Linked DNA regions of Homo sapiens: region 1 is linked to region 2. The links are chromatin loops, found by intact Hi-C in ENCODE. Cell type or tissue: endothelial cell of umbilical vein. All regions are shown on one strand. Each heading gives the region's core, and the rest is flanking DNA. Links, peaks and the distances in the headings are about the cores only.

The links. Peaks named below come from ENCODE experiments on the same cell type or tissue, not always from the same donor. Only the 100,000 strongest peaks of a DNase experiment are listed, where the experiment ranks them.
Region 1: it touches region 2 in a loop (3-fold over the local background); 11 of 110 quality-filtered maps call a loop at or near these places.

Annotation. Positions count from the first base shown.
Region 1 is chr1:147,761,208-147,777,680 of GRCh38, reverse strand. It overlaps LOC102723321 (a long non-coding RNA gene), which reads right to left. Exons shown (of 3, transcript XR_922079.4): 2 at 1-120. It also overlaps a transcript of GJA5 not described here. Among named protein-coding and RNA genes, the nearest start is that of GJA5, 8.8 kb to the right of the region's middle. In endothelial cell of umbilical vein, for the core only: no CTCF peak of the experiment used is centred there; a DNase peak (open chromatin) is centred at 8,310; H3K27me3 peaks cover 1,166 bases.
Region 2 is chr1:147,812,780-147,829,252 of GRCh38, reverse strand. No RefSeq gene overlaps it. Among named protein-coding and RNA genes, the nearest start is that of GJA5, 60 kb to the right of the region's middle. In endothelial cell of umbilical vein, for the core only: no CTCF peak of the experiment used is centred there; DNase peaks (open chromatin) are centred at 6,802 and 7,092.

The DNA of each region.
Region 1 (16,473 bases), core at 4,628-12,627, 53 kb after region 2:
CATGTAGGCTGTAAGGGAGGTAGCCCTGGACCACAGTGTCTTGGGAAGGAAACTTGTAGAGTCAGAGATTCACTTGGTAGAGAAGACATTGGAAGGTCTCCTCATTTCCCCCCCTTGCCACTAGAGAGAAGAAAAAAAAGAAGCAATTTTCAGTATGCCAGTTTTAAAAGACTTGTGAAGAAGGTGATGGTGCTTCTTCCTGGAAATCAGTGACAGTGCTGAACCACCTTCATAATCAGGGCTGAATACAATCTCTTCTCCTAGGGTTGGAGTCCATTCTTCTTGTGCTATCTGCAGGTCTGTTTGCTCCTACCTGGAGGGCCCTGTGCCCGCCTGTCTTACCAGGCCAATAGGTTTCATGAGAATTTCTTCTACAGCCATGGGGAGAAAGTGCCTAATCTTTCGCACCAGGTGAACCTTTTCTGTACTTATTGAGTGATCTTGGGAAAGTTACTTCACTTCTCTGAGCCTGAATTTTCTTTTCCATGAAATGGAAATAATAACATACTATCTATCTCACAGTGTTGTGAGGTGAAAATACCTGGTACACTGAAGGCCTTCAATAAATGTTCCTCACAGCCATTAAAAAGAACAAAATCATGGCTATTGCAGCAACATGGATGCAGCTGGAGGCCATCGTCCTAAGCAAATTAATACGGGAACAGAAAACAAAATACCCCGTGTTCTGACTTCTAAGTGGGAGTTAAACACTGGGTACTCATGGACATAAAGATGGCAACAATAGACACTAGGGAGTAGTAGTGTCTATTGTATAGAAGGAGGAGGGAAGGAGAGAGGCAAAAGTTGAAAAACCATCAGGTACTACCCGCCCACTACCTGGGTGACAGGATCAATTGTATTCCAAACCTTAGCATCCTGCAATATGCCCAGGTAACAAACCTGCACAGGTACCCCCTGAATCAAAAATAAAAGCTGAAATTAAAATAAATAAATTTAATTTAAATATAAAAAATGTTGCTTTTTCTTCCCCTTCATTATAGCACAACAAAGAGATCACTCTGTACGAAGCTGTTTCCCAAATGATTTTTTCTCACATAATTTAGCACTTCATTATACCATCACTGACACACATACATATAGGATACTACCCTTTATACTAATTGTTTTGTCTCAATAGCTCTTTTCTACAACTAGAATGTCAGCTCCTTGTGGACAGGGAGAGCCCTTGTTTCTCACATAGAATAGGCTGGGCCCATAGGAGTAGCCAATGATTCCTGTTGAGATAAGACACTGATTATAGTGAGAAAGGCTTTATAACGTCATTTTTCTGTCTTTTTATCTCAAAGTAAAAGAATGTGAAATGTGCCTAGTACAATGCCTGGCATGTAATAAATGTTGAATAAAGTTTATTTTGCAATCCCACCTCTACAGCTTTTCCTTACAGGTATGATTTACTAATTCTTTGACTGGATTTGGGCTTCCTCTCTAAATCCCGAGTCCTCCATATTTTGTAATGCGTGGAACACAGACTTTGATACTTCTTTCTAAGACCGTTTCTTGTGTGAAATATGAGGAAGAAGGGGAGGGCATGGGAGAACCTCAGTTCCCACCCTTGGCCCTCGTCCTGTCCTTTTCTCTGGTGCATTGAATATCTGCTTACGGGGTCCTTCTTAGCTATGTGGTGATTGCCAGGTTAAGCCCCTTTAGAGAATCACCTCACATCCACAGCCCAAATGACTTTTTTTTTTTCTTTCAACTTTTGTTAGTCATTGCCTGAGCCAGGTGCGGAATAAACCACATTTGTGAAGCCCTTGCTGAAGCAACGTAGCTGTCCTGGATGCCATGATGAATGGTCCCCGGGTGGAGAGTTGTTTGACCTCATTGACTTGGGATGATCACAGTCAGAGACCTCAGCCTTCTCCCAGCCCTGAGGCGAACTTCCTGGACTTTTCTAGCAAGCCATCCAGTTTCTTCACTGCTTTAGTTCTCTGTCAGCCAAGCACGAAGGGAAAATTTACCTTGTATACCCTGCTCTCCCTCCAGGGTCATGAGTGTGTCTGTATCTGGGCAGCTCTTCCCTTCTGCACATTCAGAGGAAAACGGCATTTTCCTGTAATCTCCAGGCCTGCCCGAGATCATCTCTCCTCTGGCAGCCCAGTGATCTAGGAGTGTACATTCCACTAAACCTTTCCCACTTTCAGACTATCTCCCAGCTGAGACTTTATGGGTTCTTTAACTGGCTACCTCCTGGATGGAGATAATAAGGTGTTCCTAGGTGTCCCCTGCTCTTGTAGAGAGGCTGGGATGTAGGGGCAAAGTCACAGTGTGAAACTCATCTCTGTTTTGGAGAAGCAGGGCTTGCTATTGGTTTCACATGCTAAATTCCATCACAGGACTTTGGTACAGCCATGGCAAGTACAGGCAGGGAGGAGGTTGTGTATTGTATTGCATTGCATTGCATTGCATTGCATTGCATTGCATTGCATTGCATTGCATTGCATTGCATTGCATTGCATTGTATTGTATTGTATTGCATTGCATTGTATTGTATATTGTATTATTATTTTGCAGCCACATCTACAGTACCTCCATGTTCCCAACCATTCTATGTGCTTTTCACATACTCGTTAGTCCTCATGACAGCCCTGTGAAGTAGATAATATTCCCAATTTAGAGTTGAGGAAACTGAGATGCATAGAGGTTAACTTGCCCAATGTCACACAGCTAGTAAGTGGCGGAGCCGGGATTCAAACCCAGTCAGGCTGGCCCCAGAATCTGCTCTGATGCTGCATAAAAGTGGGGTAAACTCTGGCCAAGGAATCAAGAATCCTGCATTTCCTTTCACCAGGGCTGTTGCCTCCCTTGAAACTGGAAATTCAGCCCCTTGCTCTTTTCCCTCTTGCTGATCCTAAGCTCATTCACCCATGAAAAATATAGCCCATTAAGGAAACATCTTTGCAGAATCTTGGAATGCTTGTGACCGGTGCTTTGCGGGAAAGGCATGTTTCAGGTGATGATGTGGAGCAAAGGGACCATTCCGGCTTCCTGCCCTGCCTCTGCCACATACTACTGTATATGACATTGACAAGTGGCCTTTTCTCTGGGCCTCAGTTTCCCTGGCTGTTCCAGATGATCACTGAAATTTTCTTTAGTTCTCATAATCTGTGGGCTCTTAGTCATTGTTTTGTCTGATTTCAGTCCACTCATAGTAACCTCTGTTGTTGACACTTACCTCATTCCAACTGGGTCCACGGCTAAGTGTTTAAGTTGAGGAGTCTGGGGGAGAAGTTGGAGAATGGGAGGGTTTGAGGGAAGAGATACCCCCACAGTTTCTGAATTTGGTCACCTGTGGCATGTGATCTAACAAGAGCCAACCTTACTTTCATCAGTTCAATTCCAGTTGGGAGACCTGTTTGCTTTCACGGAAGGAGCAATAAGATAAATGTTGGCATTGGTGAAAACTTCTAATCCTGATTCTACCACTTACTTTACAAACTGGGTCGCCATAATCATGTTACTTAATTTCTGTGAACCTCAATTTCCTCAAATGTAAAATGCAGAAAAGGTCTACCTTATAGAATTGGAAAATAGAATGATTAAGATAAAAATAGGCAATATATATATATATATGAAGTCTCTAGCCCAGTGCCTGATGCGTAGAAGGTGCTCGCCTCTCTTTAGAGGAGAAGGGGAGAGAGTATGATTCTGGGAGTGAGGAATGCCCTACACTTTTGGAGCTGGGAGGTTAGCATTTCTTTCCTTTCAGGTTAGTCCTGGTGCCTATTCTGGGCGCTGGATGGTTGTGACTTGTGAGACCGTGTTTTCCTGTGCTGGCTTATGCTTAGTTCATTGGTGTGGGCATAGTGGAAATCCCAAAAAAGGCTTGTTATGTGAGTGAACACCCTCTTTTTTCTGATGACGGGAAAAGGATGGGAAGAGGGATCTCTTGGGCAGTGCCAATTTTCCTGCTGATGCTCCAGGAAAGCCATGGCCTGGGAAGTCTGAGGCGACGCAGCAGAGGGGTGGGCAGGAAGAGACTTAGGGAGGTGGTGCACCAGCGGCCCGGGGGAGAGGCAATGTGGAGGACTGCTGTGAGGACAAGGACAACAGGCAGACAGACAGGGGGAGGGCTGCAGGGAGGAGGGGGCTCTGCCTCCTTGGGGGCCAGAGAAGGGGAGCACAGTGAGCTGAGGCTACGAGGAGGTGGAGGGAAGAAGACTTTTAGAGCAAAGACTCTAAGAGCACAAAAGAGAGAGAGGGGAGGGAGGGATTCAGAGGGGAAAAGGGGTGGAGAGAGAAAGAGTAGGAAGAAGTGGGAGGAGGGAAGGCGACAGATACGATTAAAAAGAGGGTGGAAGAGGAACAACTGACAGGCTCAAGAGCAAAAAGCGTGGGCAGTTGGAGAAGAAGCAGCCAGAGTGTGAAGAAGCCCACGGAAGGAAAGTCCAGGGAGGAGGAAAAGAAGCAGGTAAGAGTAGACTTGAATTTGAACAGCTAAAGCTACAAGTGGATATGAAGTAGCCAGAGGAAGGGAGCTTGGATTCTAGGCTGGATAAAAACAAAGCTCTTTCTTTCTACCTGTGAGTTTATTCCTTACCCCTCCCGCTATTTCCTGTGATAGTGAGGTATGGATATATTAAAAAGGAAGGTTTAGCGAAGCAGCAGATAAATTACTTCCTTGATTTAGAGGGAGATGAAGAATTGCGAGTGGAGGGCCCTTGGGGTTCCAGCCTACTTTTGTGGAGTTCAGTCCTCTGGGGGCATCTTAGAAGTGGGTCACCAGTCCATTCCCAAGAACTTTTCTTAGAGGGAATTGGCCCTTTAAAAATAAAACCAACACTGTTTTACGATGCTTCTGCTAGGCATGGAATCTTTTTCAAAATGCCTTTAGCAGCATCTAGGGGAGTGTTTTGCTTTTTTTTTTTTTTTTCTCCCTAAGGCATGTTGGATGGTTTAAAAATATTCCCTGCTTAGTTTCCTGCAGAGTATCATGTCCCCGCTGTGCAGTGGCCACATGTGAGAGATCCAGGCTGCCACTTGCAGCCGGAGGAAAGAGGCATGTGAAACCAGCGAGGAAGGCCAGGAAAGCACCCACTGAAGGTCTCCTTTCCACTTGTGGTGTGAAGTAGGAGGCCATGGGGTAGAAAGATTCTGTTAGTTTCTTCCTGGACCTTTCTTCTGAGCATGCAGTGAAAGAGCCCAAACTCAGGGGCTGGGAGGCCTTGTAGCAGACACATCCCCATGCTGGGCCTCGGTTTCCTCATCTATAAAATGGGGAATTTGAAGTAGAAGGTTCCCTCTGGTTCCATTCAGCAGTAACGGTGTGTAAGGCTGTGATTCCATAGGCTCAAAGGCAACTCAGAACCACTGAAAAAGGGAGGCGCAACACAAGAATTTCTCATCCTGCTCTGTTGCTCAGTTTTTTCCTTATTCTCCCTCGCAGTATTCCATTATAATAGAGGGATTCCTTGTTCTCACTCCCCAGCAAATCACTGGGGCTGCTGTTTCTGGAAAAAGGCTCTGGTGCAAAGAGGTCCAGCTGGCTGCGTGGGGAGGCAGGGCAGTGCAAAGAGCACCGAACAGGGAGTCAGAAGACCTGGAACCAGCAAAACTGAAGGAGAGAAGAGACCAAGGGGAGCGTGTGGAGGTGCAGCGCCTCTGACTGCCTGGTGCTGTGGCTCATGGCTGGGGACACCAGCTGGTATTTAGAGGCCTTCTAACCTGACTTTTACATCAGCAGGCCAAGCAGCCTCCATCCCCTCCACCCACTGTCCCCAGAGTCACAGCCAAGCCCAGCCCAGTCCTTGATTCACTGCTCTCTAGGGACAGCTCTGAACTTTCCACCTTCCTGCCAAGTTGCCCGGCGGCAGAGCTGTTTGGAGCCTGCTCCCCTGGCTGTCCCTCCAAGCCTTTTCCTCACTCAGCACCTGCCAGTGAGGAGTCCCAATGACCACAGTCTGCAGAGCAGAGAGTACCAGGAGGGGATTCTGTGGCTTCCAACCCAACACTCTCTGAGCATCCTTCACCCACACATGTGACGTTCACAGAGCCACAGCAGTCACAGAATCAGGCTGCCCTGCTTTGTCTCTGCCTTGGAACCCCAGAGGTGTGCTTGCTGGGCTCCTGAAGCTGGTCACTGTTCTTACATCTTAACTGCCTCACTCCTGTCCCCTCTCCTAGTACTGCCTAAGGTCTGAGAACATTAGAACTGAAAGAGGTCTCTTCCATTACCAGCCTCCTTCTTTGGCAAATAAGGAGAACAAGGACTAGAGAAGGGCATGACTCGTAGGAGACGACACAGTGAGTCAGGGCTGATTGAGTTGGGAGAGCACCCTGCCCTGCTCACTCATACCGAGGGCTCTTCTAATGTCCATCCCCCGGCTGGATTTTCCTAGCCTCCATCTCTCCCTGAGTCTCCCTGATTCTTCCACTTGAGTGTCTCTACAATTCCATTTTTTGGTATTGACTCCCACCTGCCCACCTGCTCTTCATCGTCTACACTGGCTGTTCGTGGGGCACAGGCAGTGGAGGGCACTGCCACAGTGCCGCCTGGTCTCTCAGGTACTGGCTGACCCCACCTCTTAGGACAGGGGACCTGTCTATGTGGATCAATCAGGACAGGAACTGGATGACCTGCCGTTTTCAGGGACAGGGAGACCCAAGGCCAAAGCTCTGCCCCCGTCCTAGGGAAGGACTCACTTACTGGGGATTCCAGTAGCTCTCTGTGTGAATGAACTCCCATAAGCACCAACCTGGGCTCAAGGGTTGAGCTGGACAAAGGGGAGAGATGACCATTTTCCTGGAAAGCTTCAGGGTTCCTGGAAAGGAAGCTGACTTCCTTACTATTGTTGGAAGCTGCTGGCTCCTGGTGATGCCAGCTTGATGCACTTTGAGAATAAATTGTTTCTGATATATTAGTAAATAATGGGCAAGTAAAATTTAGTATTCAACAGTCCACTGAGAGTCAGGAGGTCGCAGAATGAGAGGTATTGAAAAAATCACAGAGGGACCTTAGAGTTTATCTAATTGAGGGGTAGGGCCGAAGGAAGAACCTGGGCATTTGGAGTCACATTTGGCTAGGATTTTAGCTGTGTGATCTTGGGGAAATTATTTAATGTCTCTTACACTCAGTTTCTTCATCTGCCAAAGATGCTAATAAATATCTTCCTCATAAGGTTTTATGAGGATTAAATATTTTAAATGGCTATCAAATAGAAAGGCTTCCTACGACATATAATTCCAAGGAGGTATTGCTGGTTTTTTATGACCACAGATTTTTTTTTTCTAGGACTCCTTCTGCTGTCCTCTAAGCTAGAAGTCAGAAACTCTGGACTTGTTTCTTGGCTTTGCCACTAACTTGCCATGCTATCACAACTGGGCAAGTCACAGACTCCCCAGATGTTCTAACTTAGAGATGGAAGAGCCTCTACACTTTTGTTTCACATGTGAGCAAAGTGAGGCTCAGGGAGGGGAAATATCTTGTCTAGGATCACAAAGAAACAGCTGGAACCAGAAAAGAGCCTCTCTTCATGAAATGATAACATTGCATTTTCACAGGGGATTTCCCGAATCTTACTCCAACCTGGCAACTCCATGATTCAGAACCTCAGGAGAGGACAGAGGTGGCTAGGGATCAAGATGTCCCTTACCCTCAGATCACAGAGTAGACAACCCCCTCTTTCTCTTCCAAGTAGAACTGAGCCTGCTTCAAACCTCTCATTGTGAGTGTGCCTTCTGCTTGGTGATCAGATTCAAAAGTGCTGCAGCTTCTCAGAAGAGAGGCATCCCATGAGGCATACATTTTATAATATGGAGCCATGTGGAGTCCAACTCCAGGCCCAAAATCTTGAGTTAAGGACACATTAGGAGGCATGCTGGACTTGAAACAGGAATGAGAGTGGCTTAATTTGATTGGGCCCTACACCTCCCTGATTCTCCAGACTTGACCCAGGAGGTCTGGATGCCTTGTGAGATAACTAATTTGTAGACAAATTCCTATACTTTCCATTGTCTGTGTTTTTCCCATCTCTGACAGTTACCCTCTTTTACCTGTGCCACATGAGGGTCCTTGCTGTGTCACTAACCAGCCTGAAGCACTATCAGATTCTGCATCAAGTTGGCTAGTTGGATCATGTCTGAGAGGAGTTTTTACTGGAAATGTCAGAAAAGAAAACAAGGAACTAATATCATTGAGTGCCTATATGCCAGATACTGTTCTAGGTGACTCCACATGTCCACACATTACGTTATCCCCATGAATAAACATTCCTATTTGTTAGATGAGTTAGAAATTGGGAGGATAAGTGACTTGCCTAGGGTTACACTACTAGAGAGTGATGCAAGCAGGGTCCTAGCCCTACTAGTCCTTAGAGACCGGAAGTTCCTCCGCCTAATAATTGCTGTTTCTGTTGTTCTTGTTATGATTTCACATCAATGGAACACCAGAGCCTGCTGTTTGGCCAGCCAAGAACCGGGCAGTAGACACTGCTGCAGCCAAGAACACTTGCTGGCTAAAAAAGGAAATAACTTTCTATATGTGAATTCTGGCCAAATGATGGCAGAGGCCGAAGAGTCTGGGAATCCTGACCACTGTGGGCTGAGGGCCCCAATGTAATAATTAATTCTAGGAACAGCATATGTAAGGGATGGCCAGCCAGTAAGGCAGAAGCTAAAAGGAAAAACGCTGGGTCTCTTCTGAGGCAAGGTAAAGTGGGAAAAATAGATGATGATAACTCTGAGAGTTAAGAGACTGGAGTTCTGGGCACGGGCTTATCATCATCTATCAGTCCTAGTCCTTGGTTTTCTTTCTCTTGTCAGAGATGTAGAGAGGATGTGGGCTTTAGAGTTAGGCTAGCTGGATTCAAACCCTTTATGCAGCATTTGCCAGTTGTGGCACTTAGTACAAGTACTTAGCCTCTGAGCCTCAGTTTTTTCATCAGTGAAATGGGGCAATACTACTTTCCTTGCAGTGTTAATGGGAGGGTTAGAAAGTATAGTTATAAAGGGCTTCACACATGGGAAATACTCAAGTTAGTGTTGTTATCACTCTTACTTTACTTCCTTGGACCCTTGTCATCTTGTTTAAAAATAAGGAGTTGAGTTTGATTGATCTCTACATTCCGTTCAGCTCTACTGCACTATAAATCTATGACAAATGGGGAAAATAATAAAGAAATGTGGGTATTATAATTTTCATTAGTAATTAATTGCATGGGTACTAAGTTACCCCCTTGGAGCAATTAATAAGGACCTACCAATATTTTGTTGACATTTAATATCTCCATTTACTACTCCCTTTCTTTCACTTTTCATATTTTTTCTTCCAACAGTTTAAGAAAATTATTTATCCTAGCACGAATCTCTTTCTGCACTTTACTCCCTTCTACTTCCTTGGCTTTGAAACAACTGTCTGCCAGCAGGGTGTCTCTGAGTGGACCCATCTGTTCTTGCCAGAATAAAATAATTAAATTTAAAAAGGAATTAATTATCTGCCATTGGTGCCACTGGCCAGAGTAAGAGGAAGACTGAAGTGAGTACTTCATCTCACTCATCTCTTCTCCTCTCTTATCTCTATCTTCCTTTCCCCTCTACAATGAACAAGGTTCAGGGATGCTGGCCCTCAGTGGACTTCTAATTCTGAGGAAGGTGCCCACACTGCCCAGCTCAGTAGCTACAGTTACATCACATGCCTGATCATTTCTCCTGAGGCTGAAGTAGTTACCCCAAATGTAAATCAGGAAAAGAATGAAAATCCTAAATGTAAGAATTAGCACCAGTCACCTACAATCAACTCCCTATCCGAACAATGATCTCAATGAACATTCCTGCTTCAATCATCTTATATAAAAGTGGCCAGCCTTTGACTGGTTAGGATTTTCCAAAGAAGGAACTTCAAGTGATTTAGATAGAGTTTAGCACAGTTGTCAAGGCAGGGACACTGCTGTCAGATGAGCTGGGAGCTCTTACTAGCAGTGTGATCTTGCTCAAGTTACCCTCTCTGAGCCCTGTAACAAAAGATGAGAGGCCAGCCATGGTGGCTCATGCCTGTAATCCCAGCACTTTGGGAGGCCGAAGTGGGTAGATCGTCTGAGCCCAAGAGTTTGAGACCAGCCTGGGCAACAGGACAAAACCCCATCTCTAAAAAAAAAAAAAAAAATAACAAAAATTAGCTGGGTATGGTGGTGCATGCCTGTGGTCCTGGCTACTTGGGAGGCTGAGGTGGGAGGATCACCTGAGTTCAGGAGGTCAAGGTTCCAGTGAGCTGTGATTGTGTCACTGCACTCCAGCCTGGGTGACAAAGTGAGACCCTGTCTCAAGAAAAAAAAAAAAAGAATAGTCCCCACTTCCTCAGGCTGTTGTGAGAATCAAATGAAAACAGATATGGAAAGACACTTATAGAGTGTCTGGCACATAGAAAGGTGTCAGTGAGTGTTATTTTATTTCCATTATTATTATTATCACCTAGATCCAAATTCTTTTTTTGTGTGTGTAACTGGGTAAACTAGAAGACGTAGTTGGGAATATCAAAGGATAACAAAGATTACTGAAGTAGCTGAGGATCAAGACCACTTTCTCATGCAATTCTCCCTACATACCCATTTTAAGGAGAAATTATTGGGGTGAGAGGAAATCAGAAAACATGTACACAAATTAATAAGGTACAAAAGACTTCTGACATAAAGGTTATGCTTGGTGCTTTGCTTTATAAAGCTACCTTGATGTCTGACATGGCAGAGGAGCTCGATAAGCACTTTCTGAACTAAACTGCACTGATATGATACTATTTCTCAGGCAGCCTTTCAGTGAGGCCCTTTGGGTCCTTTCACAACAGAATTTTCTTAATTGGGAAGCAAATGAACTCTGCCCTGCACCACATTCCACTGTATGGTGAGTGGAATTATAGCATGGGCCCAGGGGGTTGTTATTATTACTATGAATAACAACCTTTATGGAGAACCAGAGATCTGTTAGATACTGTCCAGAACATGTGTCGTTGTCCAGAATTAGACTCAGACTCTGTGGAGTGGTCTTGTCATCTAATTTTGACAAGCTTGGATAAGTTCCCCAGTACTATGAGGGGAGGAGGCAGTGAGAGAGTAGTCCACAGTGATGGAATTTCTGCTTGAGACACATTCATTCCTGCTGAGAGAACGGCTCTGTCACAGGTAGAAGAAACACTCAGTGGCTTCCATCTCCCTGGTGTTCTGGTCACCATCGTCATTGGGCAGGTGTCCCTATGCCAGCTTCCCAGGCAGGCCCCTCCACTGACATGCAGCATGGCCCCAACGTGTTGCTTGGCCTCTGTGTGCATTCTCATCCTTTTCTTCAGCAACCGGTAAATAATTGCCTTGATCAATTTGGCATTAGGTGTTTTGAGAGACCTAAATGCTATCAATTCATCCATCGTTGTTTTTATAAAGTACATACCACACTGTGCAGGGTGTGGTATTGAGCACTAAGGGGTTTGGGGTGGAGGGAATTTCAGGAGGATAATACAATGATGAACAGAAAAGCAGTTTGTCTTCAAAGAGCTCAGGGTTGAGTGGGAGAGAGAATACATGGCCTGTAGAGCAACTAATTCTCAGGTGTGTGAGACCTCCAAGGCTTTACAGTTCAGCCCAAGGCCCAGCTGCTGACTTGGGGGACACAGAAATTATTGTAAAATACTATATTAGAAAGGCTATTATGTGTGACTCCACAGGACAGAACTGGAATCAAGAGAAAGAAGAGAATTTTCAAGGCATCCCTATGGTAGGGCCTCACTCACTAGCAATATACCTTCTTAAGCAGGAGAGACGAGGGTGCAGTCACAGCAAGTGTGCTGGGAGGTACCTGTCATCTGCAGCCTACCTAGTTGATGCTGCAGCCACTACTAAAAGACTGCTACAAGCATGGACATTACTAATTGTGCAGTCCTTTACATCCCCAACCCCATTTGGAGGCTTCAGATTAGGCCCTCAGGAGCAAATAATGGACTAAGCATGGCCTATCATGTGGGTTGAGAATGACTCCAAACTCCTAGGCATGGCTGTTAAAGCCCTCCACAATCTGCTCCTGCCTGCTATGCAGACTCTCCTTCCATGCTCTGCTCATTGTACTCTAAAACCATGCTGGTTTTCATTTCAATGAATTTGTTCATGCAGTCTTGCCTTTGTCTGAAATCCCCTCATCTCTTCTGCAACTCCTCCATCCACTCCACACCCCTACAGACATCACATACCCCTAACTCCTACACCAGAGTTATCTCCACTGGGAAGTCCTCTCGAAGGTCTAAGAATTGATGAGCTCCACTCTTGGAGGGGAGATGGAATGAAACTTTCTGGCATGCACCAGACTTGAACAGAAACTCTGGAATGAAGCCCTGGTTCTTCCCCCATTAATTGTTTATTTGAACGAATCACTTTTATATGTTTCCTCCTCTGCAAAACACAGGCAATAACAATCACCCCACAGAGTGGTTATGAGGATTCATTCATTCAACAATAAAAATTGAATGTCTATAACATTCTGAAGGTATTCGGTCTTGAACAGAACAAATATGATCCTGCTCTCTTGGAACCAACAAGAGAATGTAGAAGCACATTTTGAACAGTATGTAAGCTTTTATTTTTATTTATTTATTGTGAGGTTTTATTTTTACTGCTGACCTTAAGAAGAAAGACTTGAGCCTCCTTAGGACCTCTTTGCAATCTTACTGCTAGCCAAACATTTTCTTCAATCATTAAGAAAGCATTTATTGTGTACCAAATGAGAGAACCTAATGCAATAAGAATGCAAAGTAGAAGACAGGGCTTTTAACTTTGAGAAGCATACTACCCATTTGAGAGAAAAAGCTGTTAAATACTTGACAGAAGGAATCATGCCTGACTTTATTAATTTTTTTTTTTTTTTTTTTTGAGACGGAGTCTCACTCTGTTGCCTAGGCTGGAGTGCACTGACGTGATCTCAGCTCATTGCAACCTCCACCGCCCGGATTCAAGCAACTCTCCTGCCTCAGCCTCCTGAGTAGCTGGGATTACAGGTGCCCACCACCACACTGGGCTAATTTTTGAATTTTATTAGAGATGGGGTTTCACCATGTTGGCCAGGCTGGTCTTAAACTCCTGACCTCAGATGATCTGCCCGCCTCGGCCTTCCAAAGTGCTGGAATTACAGGCATGAGCTACCACACCCGGCCGATTTTATTAATTTAATAGACACCATTGAGTGCCCAGTGTGTGTCAGGCCTTGCACCTCTTTGGTACTGTTCTCATTACTCAGAACAGTGGTAGGCACATAAAGGGGACTCAGCAAAGTATCTGCAGGTTGGCTGATAGACAAATGTTTGGAAAACAAGTCTAAGGAAATATATAACCAAGTGTGAGGATGTATCCTCCATGCTGGATGGTAATTAAAATTGCTACCATGTACCAGATGCTCAGTCTTCTGGAGTTCAGGGGACACCAAAGAGGGCTGAGGTCAATTTTAGAAGACTTATCCATTTTGCTGTAGATTTGCGGAGTCAGAGGAAGAGGTTCTGGCTATGAGTTTATGATTAATCTGGGTTGCTCTGAAATGATTTTCTTTGAAAAACACTGGCCGTGTAGGGGGACCACGAGAAGGAGCACTGGGCCGGGCATGGTGGGTCATGCCTGTAATCCCAGCACTTTGGGAGGCCAAGGCGGGAGGATCAACTGAGGTCAGGAATTTGAGACCAGCCTGGCCAACATGGTGAAACCCCTTCTCTACTAAAAATACAAAAACTAACCAGGTGTGGTGGCACACACCTGTAATCCCAGCTACTCCAGAGGCTAAGGCAGGGAGAATTGCTTGAAACTGGGAGGCAGAGGTTGCAGTGAGCTGAGATGGTGCCACTGCACTCCAGCCTGGGTGACAAAGCGAGACTTCATCTCAAAAAAGAAAAAAAGAAGCACTGGATTCAGAATGTAGGTGCCTGAGCTTTATTTCTGGTCATTGGCCATACAGTACATGAAATAAAATCATAAAATGATTCATGCTCACTATACACAAAATCCTTCCTCTGGCCCTCTTCCTCTTATCTAAGCACCATGTTGCTATTGCCAAACAAGTTTCCTAGTGGCCCCTCCAAAATTTGCTTTATCTCAGGATAGGACAAGTTGAAAGAGGATGTTGAAGGTTTGGGAGTGAAGAACCTTTAGAGTTGGGATGGTTCTCTTCCAGGTTCTAGGGACCATCTCTTTTTGCCTTGCTGATTTCAGAACTTGTATCAGTGGCAGAGGGCTTTAGAACGCAATTCCCTAGGACTCTCCCCAAAACCCAAAAACCAGATTCAGGCTCCTGCCCCACATTCCCATGACACCTTATACTTCCTTTATGTTAACACACATTGTGTTTTACTGAAATCATGTATTTAATGTCTGCTGTTAATAAAGGGGTATAAAGGCAGTTACACTCAGTGAAGTCAGGGAATCCCTTGTTTGTTTCCCCTCCTTCCTGCTGTATCCTCATTGTCCAGAATGATGGCTGGCACCCTGTAGCCACTCAATAAACGTATTAAATGAATTTTAAAAAGGACATTCTAGGCAGAGGGAACATAAGAAGCCAAGATAAATGGGTGAGAAATGGTGAGATGCACATAAGTACATGTGAAATTGTGTAGCTTAAGTATTGAGTGTGTGAGTGGAAAAGTGGAAAAATGATAGCATAAGACTGTACAGGGTTTCACATGGCAAGTTAAGCAGTTTGGACTTTCTAAGTGGTAGGAAGCCAGTGAGGATAACTGCTAAAGCAGTGAGGTAAATTGCCATTGTGTTTGATAGCATTTATTCATGGCATGGGCAGCTTCCTTTGCCCCTCCTAATACACTTCCTGCCAAGAAGCAGATAATAATCTACAAAGTATTTTATATGCTATACGCCCAGTAAACTCACTGAGTATCTAATCTACAAATTTCTTTGGCTGAGATGGGGTATCCAAAGGGAGCCAACGTAGCTGGAAAAGTAACTACAGCCAGAGACCTTTCACATTATAAACTGAGCATCTGGTACATGGTAGCTATTTTAAGTTTCTCTGACCTTGCCTGAGCGTCAGCAGGAAGTCATACATGAAAAACCCTTCACCCTATTTCCTCTGCCTGGGCCCAGGAGGTCTGCCTCACCCCTATACCTCCTCAGATAGTTTCTCTTTTTCCCTCCCAATAAGATATCCTTCCTAATACTGCCTTTCTGGTTTTCCAAGGTGTTCCTTTCTTGTATCTGTGCTTTACCTCTTCCAGGTGGAATTCCTTGGACAGCAGTGAAGGAGTCAGCAGTCAAGCCTCTTGGCAGACTAGACCAAAGGGTCACATTCTTTGCCTGGAACTATTTTTATACTTCCTTGGGGACTTGCAAGGAATGAGTGACAGAGTGAGAAGATCAAGGGAGAAGTCTTCAGGGACTGAGTGTGGAAAACTTGCCCCAAATCCTGGAAGAATATGACATTTGTTTCTTTTTTTTTCTATTTCCATTTTCCTCTCATTTCCTCCCCTTCTACTCTTGCTCCCATTTCTTTTCTCCTTTGTAATGCACCTTTCTCTACTTTCTGCTTTCTCTTTTTCCCTCCTTCTTCTACTCTCATCCTTCCCCACTGCTCTTGTTGCTAGTAATGGCTACCTTTTATTCAGTTCTTATTTGCTGAACACTGTGTTAAGTGCTTTGCACGCATCATCTCATAGCACTCTATGAGTTAATAGTATGTCCATTTTGCAGGTGAGGAAAGTGGAACACAGATTGAATCATTTATCTAAGCCCAGCAGATGGTAATAGAAATTTGTCAAACCTCAGTAAGCTAACTCCTGCATCTGTCTTTTCTTAACCCTACATGGTCTTTTTCTCCATTTCCAACTCTCCCTTGTCCTTCCCTTTTCTTCTCTTCTTTTTATTCCTCCCCTTCTCTCCCTCCCTCTTTTTCTCAGACATTTACCATAGTTCAGTCACTGCACGTGTGTGGCTGACCCTGAAGGTGCTGAACACTGTACATGTGCCCAGAAGAGAGGACAGACAATTCAAACTCTTATCTAATCAGCCATTTTCCTTTTGAGCACATGCTCCACAATTTTCCACATTTGGAGGCTGAAAGAGGGGGCGCTTCGCCACCTAAGGAAATGGGGCAGATGTCTGATCACAAATGACAGGAAAGGCCTCAAGACCTGCATGGGTCTTTGATATAGAGAGGAGCAGAGATAAGATGCTTTCCGCTCACTCAGGAACTCCCTCATTCCCAGGGACACTGTATACTCTCAAGTTTGGGGACCTGGGGTCTGAGAGAATACAGGGCCAGGAGGTTGGTCCCTGTCAAGGCAACAATCAACTCAAGAGCTGAGGAAGCCTGGACTATGAAATGCACCACCCTGACCCCATCTTTCCCCATAAGCATGAAGAATGTTCAGACAGAAACCAGGAGCACGTTGGCAGCAAAGATATGACGGTCAAAGTTTGAATTTGACAAACCTCTAAGGACCCACCCAAATCTGAGGTTTATGATTCTAAGAAAGGAATATTTATGCTCCATTCC
Region 2 (16,473 bases), core at 3,214-11,213:
TGAGGAACATAGATGCTAAAATTCTTTTTTTTTTTTTTTTTGAAACGGAGTCTCACTCTGTCGCCCAGGCTGGATGGAGTGCAGTGGTGCGGTCTCGGCTCATTGCAAGCTCTGCCTCCCGGGTTCACGCCATTCTCCTGCCTCTGCCTCCTGAGTAGCTGGGACTACAAGCGCTCGCCAAGCCCGGCTAATTTTTTGTATTTTTTGTAGAGACAGGGTTTCACCGTGTTAACCAGGATGGTCTTGATCTGCTGACCTCATGATCTGCCCACCTCAGCCTCCCAAAGTGCTGGGATTACAGGCATGAGCCACCACGCCCGACTGATGCTAAAATTCTTAACAAAATACTAGCTAACCAAATCCAACAATATATCAAAAGATAATCCACCATGATCAAGTGGGTTTTATACCAGGGATGCAGGGATGGTTTAACATATGCAAGTCAATAAATGTGATACACCACATAAACAGAATTAAAAAACAAAATCATATGATCATCTCAATAGATGCAGAAAAAGCATTTGACAAAATCCAGCATCCCTGTATGATTAAAACCCTAAGCAAAATTGGAAAACAAGGGACATACCTTAATGTAATAAAAGCCATCTATGACAAACCCACAGCCAACATCATACTGAATGGGGAAAAGTTGAAAGCATTTCTTCTTAGAATGGGAACAATACAAGGATGCCCACTGTCATCACTCCTCTTCAACATAGTACTGGAAGTCCTAGCCAGAGCGATCAGACAAGAAAAAGAAACAAAGGGCATCCAAATAGGTAAAGAGGAAGTCAAACGTTTATTGTTTTCTGATGATATGATAGTTTACCTTGAAAATCCTAAAGACTCCTCCAGAAAGCTCCTGAACTGATAAAAGAATTCAGCAAAGTTTCTGGATACAAGATTAATGTACACAAATCAGTAGCTCTTCTATACACTAACAGTGACCCAGCAGAGAATCAAATAAAGAACTCAACCCCTTTTACAATAGCTGCAAAACAAACAAACAAACAAACAAACACCTTAGGAATATACCCAACCAAGGGGTCAAAAACCCTCTACAAGGAAAACTACAAAACACTGTTGAAAGAAATCATAAACGACACAAACAAATGGAAACACATCCCCTGTTCATGGATGGGTAGAATCAATATTGTGAAAATGACCATACTGCCAAAAGCAATCTACAAATTCAATGCAATCCCCATAAAATACCACCATCATTCTTTTCAGAATTAGAAAAAAAATTTTAAAATTCATATGGAGCCAAAAAAGAGCCCTCATGGTCAAAGCAAAAAGAACAAATCTGGAGGCATCACACTACCTGATTTCAAACTATACTATAAGGCCATAGTCACCTAGTCACCAAAACAGCGTGGTGGTGGTATAAAAATAGGCACATAGACCAGTGGAACAGAATAGAGAACCCAGAAATAAACCCAAATACTTACATCCAACTGATCTTAAAGCATAAAGTTAAGGAAAGGACACCGTTTTCACCAAATGGTGCTGGGATAATTGGCTAGCCACATGTAGGAGAATGAAACTGGATCCTCATCTCTCACCCCATACAAATATCAACTCAAGGTGGATTAAGGACTTAAATCAAAGACCTGAAACTATAAAAATTCTAGAAGATAACATTGGAAAAACCCTTCTAGACACTGGCTTAAGCAAGGATTTCATGACCAAGAACTCAAAAGCAAATGCAACAAAAACAAATTTAAATAGTGGGGACCTAATTAAACTAAAGAGCTTTTGCATGGCAAAAGGAACAGTCAGCAGAGTAAACGGACAACCCACAGAGTAGGAGAAAATCTTCATAATCTATAAATCTGACAAAGGACTAATATCCAGAATATACAACAAAAACAAATCAGCGAGAAAAAAAAACAAACAATCCCATCAAAAAGTGGGCTAAGGACATGAATAGACAATTCTCAAATGAAGATATACAAATGGCCAACAGACATATGAAGAAATGCTCAACATCACTAATGATCAGGGAAATACAAATTAAAACCACAATGCGATCCCACCTTACTCCTGCAAGAATGACCATAATAAAAAAATAATAAAACAGTAGATGTTAGCATGGATGCGGTGATCAGGGAACTCTTCTACGCTGCTGGTGGGAATGTAAACTAGTACAGCCGCCATGGAAAACAGTGTGATGGAAAACAGTGTGGAGGTTCCTTAAAAAACTAAAAGTAGAACTACCATTTGATCCAGCAATCCCACTACTGAGTATCTACCCAGAGGTTAAGAAGTCATGATATGAAAAAGATATTTGCACACACATGTTTATAGCAGCACAATTCACAACTGCAAAATCGTGGAAGCAACCCAAATGCCCATCAATGAATGAGTGGATGAATAAACCATGGTATATTTATACGATGGAATACTACTCAGCCATAAAAAGGAATGAATTAGCATTTGCAGCGACCTGGATGAGATCGGAGATTATTATTCTAATAGAAGTAACTCAGGAATGGAAAACCGAACATCATATGTTCTCACTGATATGTAGAAGCTAAGCTATGAGGATGCAAAGGCATAAGAATGATACAATGGACTTTGGGGACTTGGGGGAAGCGTGGGAAGAGGGTGAGGGATAAGACTACAAATAAGGTGCAGTGTATGCTGCTTGGGTGATGGGTGCACCAAATCACCACTAAAGAACTTACTCATGTAACCAAATACCACCTGTACCCCAATAATTTATGGAAAAATAAATATAATTTATTTTTTAAGAATTAAAATTCCATAAATTAAATTTGGAATTATAATTTATGGAATATTATAAATTATAGAATTGTAATTCCATAAATTAAAAATAATTTATGGAAAAATAACAATAATAAAAAAAGAGATGGGGGCCAGACCATGATGTGATCTGAAGCCATTTTATAAGAGGGACAACAGCTGAAGGATGTCTAGCCCAGAGATAAGAGGTCTTGGAGTCACACCACCTCTTTTTAATTATTTGCAGGCTGGTAAAGTAGAAGGGGAATTAGATATGTTTTGATGGTCTCCAAGAGGAAAACTCACAACCATGGGTGAAATTTGCAGCTTCCACCTAAATTACAAAATTTAGGAAACTTTTCCGGTGACTAAGGAAGCAGGAATACCTAATGGTAAGAGCATAGGCTTTGGAGCTAGATCTTTATTTGAATCTCCAATATGCTACTTAGGAGCTGTGACTCTGAGAAACTGACCCTTTTGTTTTCATGAGGATTAACTGAGATATTAAATAATCTAGCATATGGTCTACTACTTGTAGAGACTCAATATGGGATAGCTATTTTTATGATGCTTGTTGCTATAGTTGCTTAAAAGTTTAGTGAGTAGCCTCAGGTGGAAGTGAGTTTGAGCATAGCTGGAATGATGGAAAGGGGATTTTGTGTGTCTTATGTGGTGTGATGTGCTGGTTAGGTTAGTAGGGCCTGTTTCATTCTGAGACTTGACATCTTTTGGACAAAGTGAAGTGTTTATCCCAGCAGATGAAGGAACGTGGGGTATGGCTCATACCTACATTTTCTTTCAGGTTTGTTTTTAGAACAGCTAGATTTTGTGATTCACAATGTCAAAGAAGTTAGTTTCTTTCTAACTATGTACCTTTAGAGCCTGACCTGTGGGGCAGATATGAAGTTATTCATAATCTTAAAATAGTTCTTTTTTATTGAGGCTGAGTTATAGGCTGCTCAGAGTGCTAATCATCTTCCATATACCTTTATGGTACCATTTTTATAATAATGATATAGGAATACTGCATAATATATATTATGTAATAAATAGATAACATTTTAATATAATGACATGGGAATATTATACAATAAACATCACAGGAACATTGAGCAGGGGACAATTAATTCTAACTGGAGGACTAGGAAAGGCTTCTTGGAGAAAGTGGCATTTGAGTTGGGCCTTCAAGGATGAGTAAGACTTTAATTGATGGGCATGCAGGTGGGGGCAAGGCCTTCTGGGCTGGGCAATAGTAATTAGCAGAGATAATTATCCATCTTCCCAGGGCTAAGTCTGTCCTTTTTTTTTTTTTTTTTAATGAATGTCTTCATCATTCCCGTCACTGATGACAGAATGTTAATATGAAATTGTAGGAATGATTTTGCAGCCATTGACTGGTTGCTGTTGTCCCTATGCTGAGGTCATTTTTGTTTTATTATTAAAATAGATGAAATGCCTACAGCACGTGTGCAGAGCCCTGAGTGCTGAGGCAAGTGATGCAGGGTGACTGACTCAGGGAGGGCGTTTCAGGCAATGAGAGCTGCACTGCAGGAAAGGGAGTGTCAGATGTCACGCTGAGGTAGACCTCCATCTGCCTGGAAGAGGCTTTTTTGGCTTTGAGAAGGCCATTTCTGGCTGAGTTAAATCCACTACCTGGAAGGGGCCATTGGTATAGGAATACATCAATCAGGCTGGGAGACCCTTCACAGTTGTTTTCACTCACTCCTTTATACACTGGACAAGGCCTGGGAAGATGAGAGTGACCAGGGTTCAATAGCAGGTCTAGGGAAGCAAGATCCAAGGCTAGGGTGGTTTTCCCATGGGTGGATGAAAAAAAAGAACATCCCCTCCATCTTTCCAGCCTTAGAGCAGGGCAGTGCTTGGGCAGCTGCCCCAGCCCAAGTTTAGCCCAAGTTTCCAAGTTTAGCAGAAGTCATCTATCAGTGACCAGGGGACAGGGTTAGTGGTGGCTCTAGAATTTCCATACTGGGGTAGCACTTAGGGACAAGAATCAGATTGGCGGGTGCTGTGGTCTGAATGTTTATATACTCCCTAAACTCATGTTGAAATCTAATCACCAATGTGCCGGTATGAGGAGTTGGGGCTTTGGGAGGTGATTAGGTCATGAAGATGGAGCCCTCATGAATTGCATTAATATTCTTATGAAAGAGGCCCTAGAGAGTTGCCTTGGACTGCCTGCCATGTGAGAATACAGTTAGAAGGAAACAGAAAGAAGCTCTCACTAGACACTGACTCTGCTGGTGCCTTGATGTTGGACCTCAGCCTCCAGAACTGTAAGAAATAAATTTTTATTGTGTATAAGCCATGCAATCAATGGCATTTTGTTATAGCAGCCCAAAAAGACAAAGACAGAGTGGGTGTTAGGATTCTTGTCTTGAAGCTGCTTTTGCATAGCAAGCACTCTGTTTTTACTTAGATTGTACAGCATAGATCAATCAACAAAGCAGTACTTTAAAAATAAACTTTTAGGCCAGGCGTGGTGGCTCATGCCTGGTAATCCCATCACTCTGGGAGGCCGAGGCAGGTGGATCACCTGAGGTCAGGAGTTCGAGACCAGCCTGGCCAACATAGTGAAACCTTGTCTCTACTAAAAAATATAAAAATTAGCCGGGTATGGTGGTGCACACCTGTAGTCCTAGAGGGAGACTGAGGCAGGAGAATCGCTTGAACCCGGTGGGCAGAGGTTGCAGAGAGCTGAGATTGTACCACTGCACTCCAGCCTGGGTGACAGAGCAAGACTCCATGTCAAAAAACAAAACAACAACAAAAAACTTCTATTCATGTTTTATGTAAGGTTTAGAAAATGGCAGTTGTCCACATAGGTGGGAGAAGCGCTGATGGAGATGAAGAGTATTGAACTTCAAGCTATTCCTCAGCAGTTGGACCATGTAGAACCTGGGGCAGAGAATCGATGCCTGGGATTATTCCTGGGCTTTAGCCCCAGCCTGAAATGTGACTCAGGGACAGGAATCCAGTGTCCCAGGTGCAGAAAATGTTTAGTCCTCTCTGGAGAACTGGGAAACTAGAATAAAGCTTAATCAGAAGCCCAATTCAAGAGGAGCTACAACTCAGGGAACAATTCAGGAGCCCAGGAGTCAGCCCCACTCTATCTAAGGCAGTGTTGGTCCTGTTCCTTCACTCAGCATTTACTAAGCATCTACCTTTTGCTAGACATGGGGCACTGTACAGGGGGTCAAAGATAGATTAGTTAAGATCCTGACCTCAAAGACATGCAGGTATATGGAGAGAGTGATCAAAATTAAGTACCAGATTGGGGTGGGAAGTGTAATAATAACAGCAACCATTTATTGAGTACTTACTATGTTTCAGGTCTGGTACTAAGCTCTTTATACATATTATCTCACTCCTCACAATAACCCCAAGAGGTAGGTATTTATTGTTCCCATTTTACTGCAAGATGATATGACTTGTTCAACGTCACATAGCTAGACTCCAAAGCTCGTGCTTGTGCAAACATACTTTCAGCCTCTCAGGATGGATCTGAGAAATGGAGCAGGGCTAAAAAGAGGGAAATGGTTAATTGAAGGGCTGGAATATAGTATTCAGAGGCAGGAATTGACTGGCCTCTTTAACTGATGCTAACTGATGTATATTTTCCATACCATTCTTATCCCCCTAAGAGTTAATTCTGATAAAGACAGGTAAGAGCTTGGGCCCTGCAGTGATGAAAATGGAAGTAGGGGAAGAGGGAAGCCAGTGATGGGGAGGAGATGTAGGAGGAAAAAAAAAAAAAACACACATGTGTTTGAGACACGCAATTTTGCTAGACTTACAGTTTGTCAAGGGCTGGCCGTGGCTATAGATAAGACTTATCCAGCAATTGAGAATTTGAGAATTAAGCCAGCTAAGATGGGTGTCACTGTGCTTCTTAGCCTGGTCAAGCTGGAGCCATTCCATTTGTGGAAGAAGGGGAAGCTCTAGAGAATTCTCAGTGGATTTATTAGCTCTATGAAGAATGGTGTTAACTAAAGGGAAACAATTGTTCAGGTCACACAGTCTGGACTTCAATGTCAGATTTATTAAGTAATTAACTGTGACTCACTCAATGAACATCTGCTAGTTGAATTGTTTATTGGAAGGCACAGTCCTTGCCCTCAAGCAGCCTGTCTCTGAGATGGTAGGAAGGTAGGGCAGAGGGGAATGGGGATAACCAGTCTTTCTGCTTTGGCTAAAGGATGTAAGAAATGAGATAAAAATGAGCCACAGCATTAAACTACCCCAAACAAAATAATGATATGGCAATTTGACTTATTTCTCAACCTTGCATCTGTTTATGTTTCTATTTTTGGAGGATTCTCCCTCCATTCACATCACTTGGACATACTGACCACTTTCCAGGCATCTCAGCTCAGCAACACCCAGAGTGTGTGTCATAAGATCTGTGGGTCTGAGGAAATGGCAACACATGCAACAAAGGACTAAAATGTTCCAGGCTACTTGGCAAAGAAAGGTCAGCCCATGACCGAATGGGACTTAACATTGTTGGCAACAACTCTAAAAACCCTTAGTGATCAGCGAATGAAGAAGGTGTCTGTGATGACTATGCTGTTTCCAACAGTCCCAATGTCAAATTATCCAGGACTTTTTGCTGAGTTTTCTTTCTTTTGATGTAATTTCATTCTTTAAAAAGATAGTTCTTTACATACATAACTGAATGTATCTTAATTATTTTGCCTTTGAAGGACTTGTCACATAAATAAATTAACATATCTGAAAAGAAAAAAACCCATCCGTATGGTGAGGCCATGCATTCCAGTCTTTGGTTTTGGAAAATTTGGTTATGGGAGAGTTAGGAAATCAAAATCCTTTCTTGTTGTACCTAGAAGAGGCAGCTCCTTGTCAGCAATGTAGTTTAGGGGAGAGTAGAAGTTAGAAATGGGATCTAGGAGTTTTGACACAGTGGCTTCCCAGAGCAAGTTCTGGGATTACAGTCAGGTTGAGAGAAGTTGGAAAGGGACCTAACAAATATCCATGGAGCCTCTCCCTTGTGCCTGGCTCTGACCAGGTGCTTCACATGCAACTTCATTTGATCCTCACTTCTGCCCTCTGAGGTGGGCATTATTAATCCAAGTTATAGATAAAGTCACTGAGGCCCACTATTAGTACCCTTTGAAAAGAACAAACAGTGGATTTCAAAAGTTCAAAATTTCTTTTATACAAAGCATACCTATTAAAAAATACATTTTTCTAGTGCAAAAAGAAAGATGTCAGGGAAAGATTAGCTTGCTTAGAAGAGATAAGCCCTCATTCTCTGCTCACGCCACAATTCTCACTCTTTCCCCAGTAAATCCACAGGTGATACGTCATTGGCTTCATGAGAGCTTTGGAGATGATCTTACATTTGCACCTTCTTCACACCCTAAAGGGAGCTTTGAATCTCCCCCACGGTTCCCATATCTTGCATGTGAGTTATTTGAGATAACTCTCTGGAATTAGCTGATAAATCTTTCCTGGAAGCTTCTGCTTTGACTCAAGAGGAACTAAATAAAAGCTTTCAGAGTGCCATTGTGTATTATCCATGCTGTTTCACAGGAATCCCAAGTGGAGGATGCAATATATTGTTTTAATTACAAAGGGATAATAGCCCTGTGTAAGGAGTTATTTGTAATGAGCTTTGTAAAGGAGTTTTACCACGAAGAAATGAGTCTCACATAATGAGCTATAAAAGCTACTGTGATTATTATTATTGGTTTTATTCAGGGCCAGACCTCAGTGAGATTGGGACAGAGGCTGACTTTTACCTGAGCACCATTTTTCCCTGCCCCATACATCTGTTCTTCTCTGGGCATCATTGCTTTCCTCCCTTTTCATCATTCTTAGCCCCCGGAGGAGCCTAGTCCTTTCTACGAGGAGAAGAGCCTGGGTTAAATGCATTTATATAAAAGTAATAGAGATGTAATGTGTTTCTTTTCCCAGAGGTATTTACATTTTAAAACTTTGGGCTCAAGAGGGCTATACTTAATTCAAAGGAACAAGTCTCCAGTGGCGGAAATGCAGGCCTTATGGAAGGAGGAGTTTCAAGAGAGACTTTTTGAGACAAGACTAAGAAGATAGAGGAGGAAGAGGAGAAATATTAATATATTCCCACCCATTTTCATTACAAAAGGATAATGGCCTAAAATATGGCATTTGGGTGGGATGAAATCAGTTCTCCCACTTCCTGATACAATGTCTATGGAAGTGCCTGTTGGCTTTCCTCTACAGAGGGACGGCCCTTGTTTCATTTATTGCTTTCTAAATCAAATGACTCCTTTGGGAAATGGTATAGCTCAAATCAATTCAGTTCAACTTGTGGAGATGTAAATTCACCATAAAGTGGTGATACAAGTATAAAACATGGTCCTTGCCTTCAGGGAGCTATAATCCCCTTGAGAGATGCAGACGATTCTTCTCCATGATGCAGTAAGAAAATAATGTAAGACAGTGCATTATGGAGGACTATGTACAGCTTTAAAATAATTTTTTATCCCTTCTTTCTGCCCCTTGCAGCAAAAGTGCCATCTATAATATACTGTGTCGGAGATTTGAGCCTCTACTTGTTACCAATTTGCTGAGAGACAAATGCATATACAGGTTAAGTATCCCTTATTCGAAGTGCTTGTGACCAAAAGTGCTTTGGATTTCAGGTCTCTTTGAATTTTGGAATGTTCGCATTATACTTACCAGTTGAGCATCCCTAATCTGAAAATTAAAAGTCTGAAATGCTCCAATGAGCATTTTCTTGAAGCACCATGTTGACAATCAAAAAGTTTTAGATTTTGGAACATTTCGAATTTCAGTTTTGGATTAGGATTACTCAATCTGTACTAAGAAGTTTGTGGTGTTTTTCTCCACAACAAACCAACTTAATGTCGTCAATAGTTCTTTCTCTTCCATGGAAAGCCACAGGCACCCCTAAAGGGAAACTGGTTGTATCCCTCTCAACTTCCAGTTCTCTCTCTTTGTCTTTCTCTCTTTCTCTCTCTCTCTCTGTCTTACTGACCCAGGTTACGACCTGTTCTTTTCCTTGGCCTGGTCTTTCTTTTCGGATCACTGTGAATTGGGCACTTGAATTGGACTGTCTTTGAGTTTCAGGCGCTATTTTAGCCCTGAATGATTTCTCTTCCCCAGTTACTCCATACTCCCTGCTGCAGCTGCTTCTGTTCCCTTGCCCGATCTAAGCTCTATGAGGACAGTGCAGGTCAGAACTGGGCCCCTGTTTTCTCAGGAGGGGAAGTTAGGCACTGTGACCCTACTTTGCAAGAATAGCAGCCGCCGCCGCTATTCTTTATTTAGATCAATGCATGGGTATTGAGTGATTGGGTGAGCCCCTGGAGAATCCTGAGACTCTAAAAACATTTTACACCATGCAGTTTCTCCATGAGGTACTAAGGAAGTCAATAAATCTTCCCATATCACCCTGGAGGGATAACATGAAGAAAATAGATATAAAACCAAGATTTTCAGCTATTTAGTTCCCAGGATGTTAAGCAATCACAGATAACTTTTAAAAAAGAAATTCTTAAGTGTAGAGGGTACGTGGAACTTTGTACAAAGGCAGTATTGATGGTCAAAGCAAGTAAGAACTGTGCATTTGAGGCACCCACTTGAATCAATCGAGGTGATCCATCTCGTGGAAACATGGTTTTTCTGATACAGCTGAGATGTTTGCCATCATTTTAGAGCTGAGTTTCTCAAAATATGGTTTCTAGACTACCTGCATCAGAGTCACCCAGGGAGCTAGTTAAAAATATAGATTTCTGGGTTGGGGCCAAATTTGGATGCTTTCAGCTACAAATAAGAGAAAACTCAACTCAAAGTGGCTAGGGGAACTGATTAATTTAGAGACTCAATAACCTCTCCAAAGACACTTCTGCTATGATTTCAAGGTATCCCCAAAGTTCATGTGTTGGAAACTTAATCCCCAATGCAATAATGTTTAGAGGTGGAACCTTTAAGAGGTGACTAGGTCAAGAGGCCTCTGCCCTCATGAATGGATTTTTGTCATTATTGTAGGAGTAGGTTTGTTATTGACAGAGTGGGTTGTTATAAAAGCAAGTTCAGCCCTCTCTTGTTCTCTCTTGCCTTGCCAGACGCGGCCCCTTGATCTCAGACTTCTCAGTCTTCAGAACTGTGAGAAATAAATTTCTGTTCATTATAAATTACTCAGACTGTAGGATTCTGTTATAGCAGCACAAAATGAAATAAGACACAAAATTGGTACCAAGCAGTGGGGCTGTTGCTATAACAAATACCTAAAAATGTCAAAGTGACTTTGGAACTGAGTAATGGGTAGAGGCTGGAAGAATTTGGAGGAACAGGCTAGAAAAAGCCGATATTGTCATAACTTGAGCGTTAAGGGTGATTCTGGTGGGAGCTATGAAGAAGACAAGAGCTGTAGGGAGAGCCTGTCTTCTTAGGGATTACTTAAGTGGTCATGATCTGAATGTTGGTAGAAATATGGACAGTAAAGGCCATTTTGATGAGGTCTCAGACAGAAATGAGAGACAAGTTATTGGAAACTGGAGTAGAGGTCATCCTTGTTACAGAATGACAAACAATTTGGCTGAATTTATCCATGCCCAAGGGCTTTATGGAAGGCAGAATTTAAGAGCAATAAACTAGGATATCTTACAGAAGAAATCTCTAAGCACCAAAGCACCAAAGGTGCTGCATAGCTTCTTTTGGCCCCTTGCAGTAAAATGAAAAATGAGACAAATAGTTTAAAGATTGAATTTATGATCAGAAAGGAAGCAGAATATAAAAATTTAGAAAAATGTTTTCTGTCCATGTAAAGAATAAAGAAGCCTTTTTTTTTTTTTTTTTTTTTTTTGAGACAGAGTCTCACTCTGTCACCCAGGCTGGAGTGCAGTGGCACGATCTCAACTCACTGCAACCTCTGCCTCCTGGGTTCACACCATTCTCCTGGCTCAGCCTCCTGAGTAGCTGGGACTACAGGCGCCCACCACCACACCTGGCTAATTTTTTGTATTTTTAGTACAGATGGGGTTTCACTGTGTTAGCCAGGATGGTCTCGATCTCCTGACCTTGTGATCCGCCCGGCTCGGCCTCCCAAAGTGCTGGGATTACAGGCGTGAGCCACCGTGCCTGGCAAAGAAGCATGTTTATGAGAGGACACCAAGGATGCAGACAAGCAACTATTTAATAAGGAGATGATTACAGATGGAAGGAATCCAGATGCTATTCATTGAGACAATGGGAGAATGACCCCAAAGGTATTTCAGAGATCTTCAAGGCTGCCTCTTCCATCACAGGCCCAAAACTCTAAGAGGGCAGAATGATTTGGGGGGATGAGCCTTGAGTGCCCTCCATGAGCTCTCTGCTCAGGGTTGCCTTGGGATTCTGCTCCCCACATTCTGGCACAGTGCTCCTTGGTCACTCTAGCCTTGGTGAATGTAGGCCCAGATGTGGTTCGTGCCCCAGCTCCAGAGAGTGCAAGCTGTAAGCCTTGGTGTTGTCCATGTGGTGCTAACTCTGCAGACACAAAGAGTGCATGAGCTGTGGGGCCATGGCGGCCTCCACTGAGATTTCAAAGGGTGTTGTGGACAGCCTGGGGGCTCAGGCAGAAACTTGCTGCAGGAGTGAAGCTGCCACAGAGAATCCCTACCTAGGCAATGACTAGTGAAGCCATGGGAATGAGGCCACCGCAGAAAACTCCCACTATGGAAATATCTACTGGAGCTGAGGGAACAAGACCACCACCAAGACTCCAAAATTGGTGTCTCAGTTCATTTTGTGCTGCCATAACAGAATATCACTGCCTGGGTGCTTTAGTGTAATCTAGGCTGGGATTGCCGCAGATACCAGACTCCAGCTTGAGAGAGATGAAGCTTGGCTGAGCCCAGCAAAGTTGTGGGGGTAGGGCTGCCTGGGCCATGGGGGCTTAACCTCCACCCAGGTGTGCCCAGGATTCAGGATTTGGAGTCAAAGGAGATTATTCTCCAGCTTTAAGACATACTGTTGCTTTCCCTGTTGGGTTTTATAGTTAGTTAGGACCAGTTACTCCTTTCTTCTTGCCTATTTCTCCCTTTTGGAATGGGAATGTTTATTATATGCTTGTCCCACCATTGTATATCGGAAGTAGACAATATGTTTAATTTCACAGGCTCACAGCTGGAAGAATTTGCTTTGGGATGAATTCTGCCTTCAGTCTCACTGATAATCAGTTTAGATGAAACTCTGGACTTCAGACTTTTGAGGTGATGCTGGAATGAGTTAAGACTTTGGGGATATTGGGATGAAATAAATGTATTTTGCATGTGAGAAGGACATGAATTTTGGGGGTTAGGGGAAGAATGCTATGGTTCAAATGTGTCCCCCAAAGTTCATGTGTTAGAAACTTAATCCCCAATGCAATAGTGTTGGGAGGTGGGACTTTTGAGAGGTGAGACTTTTAAAAGGTGATTAGGTCGTGAGGGCTCTGCCCTTACACACGGATTTATGTCATTATTGTGGGAGTGGGTTCGTTATGGAGAGTGTGCGTTGTTATAATAAAAGTGGTTTAGCCCTCTCTTGCCCTCTCTCACCCTCTTTTGCCCTCTCTCACCCTCTCTTGCCCTTCTGCCTTCTGCCATGGGATAACTCTGCAAGAAGGTCCATGCCTGATGCTACCCTCTTGCTCTTGGACTTCTCAGCCTCAGAATTGTGAGAAAGAAGTTTCTGTTCCTTATAAATTACCCACAAATTGATATTCTGTTACAGCAGCACAAAATGAACTGAGACACCATTCTTTCTTTCTTCCCTTATGTCAGATGTGTCCTCAGGCTAGTTCCCCTCGTGGTCGGAAGATGGCTGCCATATCTCCCAAATACAGCACAATAATGGCCAGCAGAGGGAGAGACATTTATGTGATTGATGAACCCTTTTCCAGGGCTGGCTCCATGGGCAGAGACATGTGCAGTCACATAGGACCCTGTGCTCAGAAGACCCCTTTACTTGGCTTAGTACACTGCTCTCACCATCTTGAAATTATTCCTAATCTTATCTTTGAACTTTTGTTTGATAAGTGGAATCTGATGGGAAAACGGAGCAGGTCCACGAACAGAGAGAATATGTGTCTCTGCCCTTCTGTTACCCTATTTACATATAACATCTACAATGTCCCATGAGCACAGAATGTGTGGGAAGTTCAGCAAGACTCAAAGCAAGTACATGTTGTGGGGGGGAAATGTTTTTCTCTCTATCCTTCATAGTTTTTAGATAAGAAAGACTCCTGTAAAAAAAAAAAAAGACAGAATAATAAAAGAAAAAGAAACAGAAGTTTAGTAACATGTATACCTCATGTATATCTCTGGGAGATACCCAGAGAAATGAGTTAATCTCAGAACAGACTTAAATACCATTATCTGTTAAGACAAAGAAAGAAAGGTGTGGGAAAGGCTGGTTATGAGGAGATGCCCAGGAGAAGCATGGGAAACAAGGGTAAGATTGGTTATGCAGATTAAAGTCAGTGTCTTCTCCATTGATAAGTCTCTTGTTATTTAGTCAGCCTTCTCTTCCTTATACTGAGAGAAAGATGCCCTTACAAATGGAGGCTTATGGGTATAAATTTCCCTTACAAAAGGGTAACTTCTACTCTGTTTTCAGAATTTCTCCTGTGTCTGAAGTTTCTCAAAATAATCAGCTCAAAATAATCCTTATGCCAAAAAGGCATATTTGGGGGTAGATATTCTTTTCTGCCATAGTCATACTTTGGGGTGCATATTATGTTCCCCATAGTCATATTTTGGGGTAACATATTCTGGTCTCCTACAGTCACATGTTGGGGGGTGCATATGCTGGTTTCCCACAAGGGTTCCCCTTTGTTTTTCATTTATTTTCAGAGCATCTTTAGGACCAACTGCGCACACTTTGAGAAACACTTCTTCTTTGGAAGGTAGGTTTATCAAGACAGAATTTAGTGGGCGTATTTTTCTTTTCTAGATACTATGTCCAAAGTTGGGATAGGAGACACCAGAATAACAGAGAGGAATGTTCATGTTGGTGTGGGCCCACCTACCAGGCCTTCTTGGAGAGCTGAGTCTCAGAACAGTTAGTATGTGTTTCTGCTAAAGATCTTCTTTCTCTATTAAAATACAACTCTATTAGAATAACTGTACAACATTTTAGCTAATGTCCTAGTCAACTAGTCTAACATCTCCAATCCCACTCATTTTCAGAAGTTTTGATATCCCTCTTGCCCTCCACTCACAATTATTGAACTCTTTCCTGTGGCTCCTTCAGCTATTAATAATAAGTTTAGAAAGACAATAAAAATAAACAGATGATGATGGAATTTATGGCAAAGGGTCACTAATCTGACTTTCTTGCTGTACGGATAAGAAACTGAGTGTTCCAGAAAAGGAAGTGAGTTAAATAAGATTATACTGCAAGTTAGGAGCATATTCAGGCTAGAATTCAGATGCTTCATGTTCCTCTCTGGCTGGAGGTCTAACCTCCATGTGTCATTCTACATGGCTCCTTTCTCCAAACTCCTTCCTCCTACCAGCCTCAGACCTGAATTTCAAAACATCAGTTTAGTAAATACAAGTCAGTGCAATGTGACTTGGTTGAATTTCCTTAACTTCTGTTTTTCTTCATTCCTTTGACAATGTTTTAAACCTCAAAATCATCTCCACACCCTCTTTTTTGTTTCCTTTCTTTCATTCCTCCTCTGCACTTAGTCCTCCACCTCCTACTCTGTCATTTATAGCTGCCACTCTTCTTCTGTAACATTTCTTGGTGAAGCAGAATAATAATTAAAAATAAAAACTCAACTATTATCTTAGTAGCTGGCATCAGAATTCCTGTTAGGGAAGAAATAATCTGTTAAGAACACAGACTTTTTAATATTAAATTTTGATTTGTTTCCATTGCTTCTGGGTAAATCCTCCCTTCTTCATTTTTCTCAAAATGTCAGCAAAGGCCTTGTAAAATTGTAGTGTGTGTGTGTCTATGTATGTGTGTATAAGTAAATCAAGGAAAGGGACTGGGTTTCAAGGGACTGTCACTCAAGGGACTGGGTAAGAGGGCTACACGCACTGGAAGGTGAGATCACTAACAACAGAACTAATTCCAGAACCAGAGGAGGCCACAAAAAAGTAACTGCTCTGAGAGAATGCAGACATCTTGGGGAGGGCATTAAACTTTCCACAGGATGTGGAATGGAGATTCGAGCCAATCTTATCTGAATCTCAAGTGGCAGGGTGCCTGAAACTGACATTTGGGTTATGTTAGATTTTTATTTTATTTATAATATCACATCCATTTCCTTGACCCTTCATAACCTTGCCTCACCCTACAAAGCAAGTCTCCAGACAGAATCCCTCTGCTCCAGCTAGGCTAATATTGGTGTAGGCTCAAGAACACATCACATTGGCTCGGAGCTCCCACCTTGACTCAATTTCTCTGGATATTGGATCTTAAATGCCTTTCCCACCCCACTATTCTGACTCATCCCTTAGCGCCTTGCTCAAGTTCCCCTGTGAGTTTGCTCACACTCTCTCTGCTTCTGGCTGCTTACTACTCTTATAGTTGATACCCATGAGGTCTACTCTTGATTAACATGCTGTTTTGCACATGTGGGCCCATTACTGGTTCAGATCTGCTTGGTTTTCAACCTTACTGTGATGTGGGCTCATTAAGGCCAGGATCTATCTTGTTCCTTTGAACTCCACAGCACCTAGCTAGGTGCTTTGTATTAAC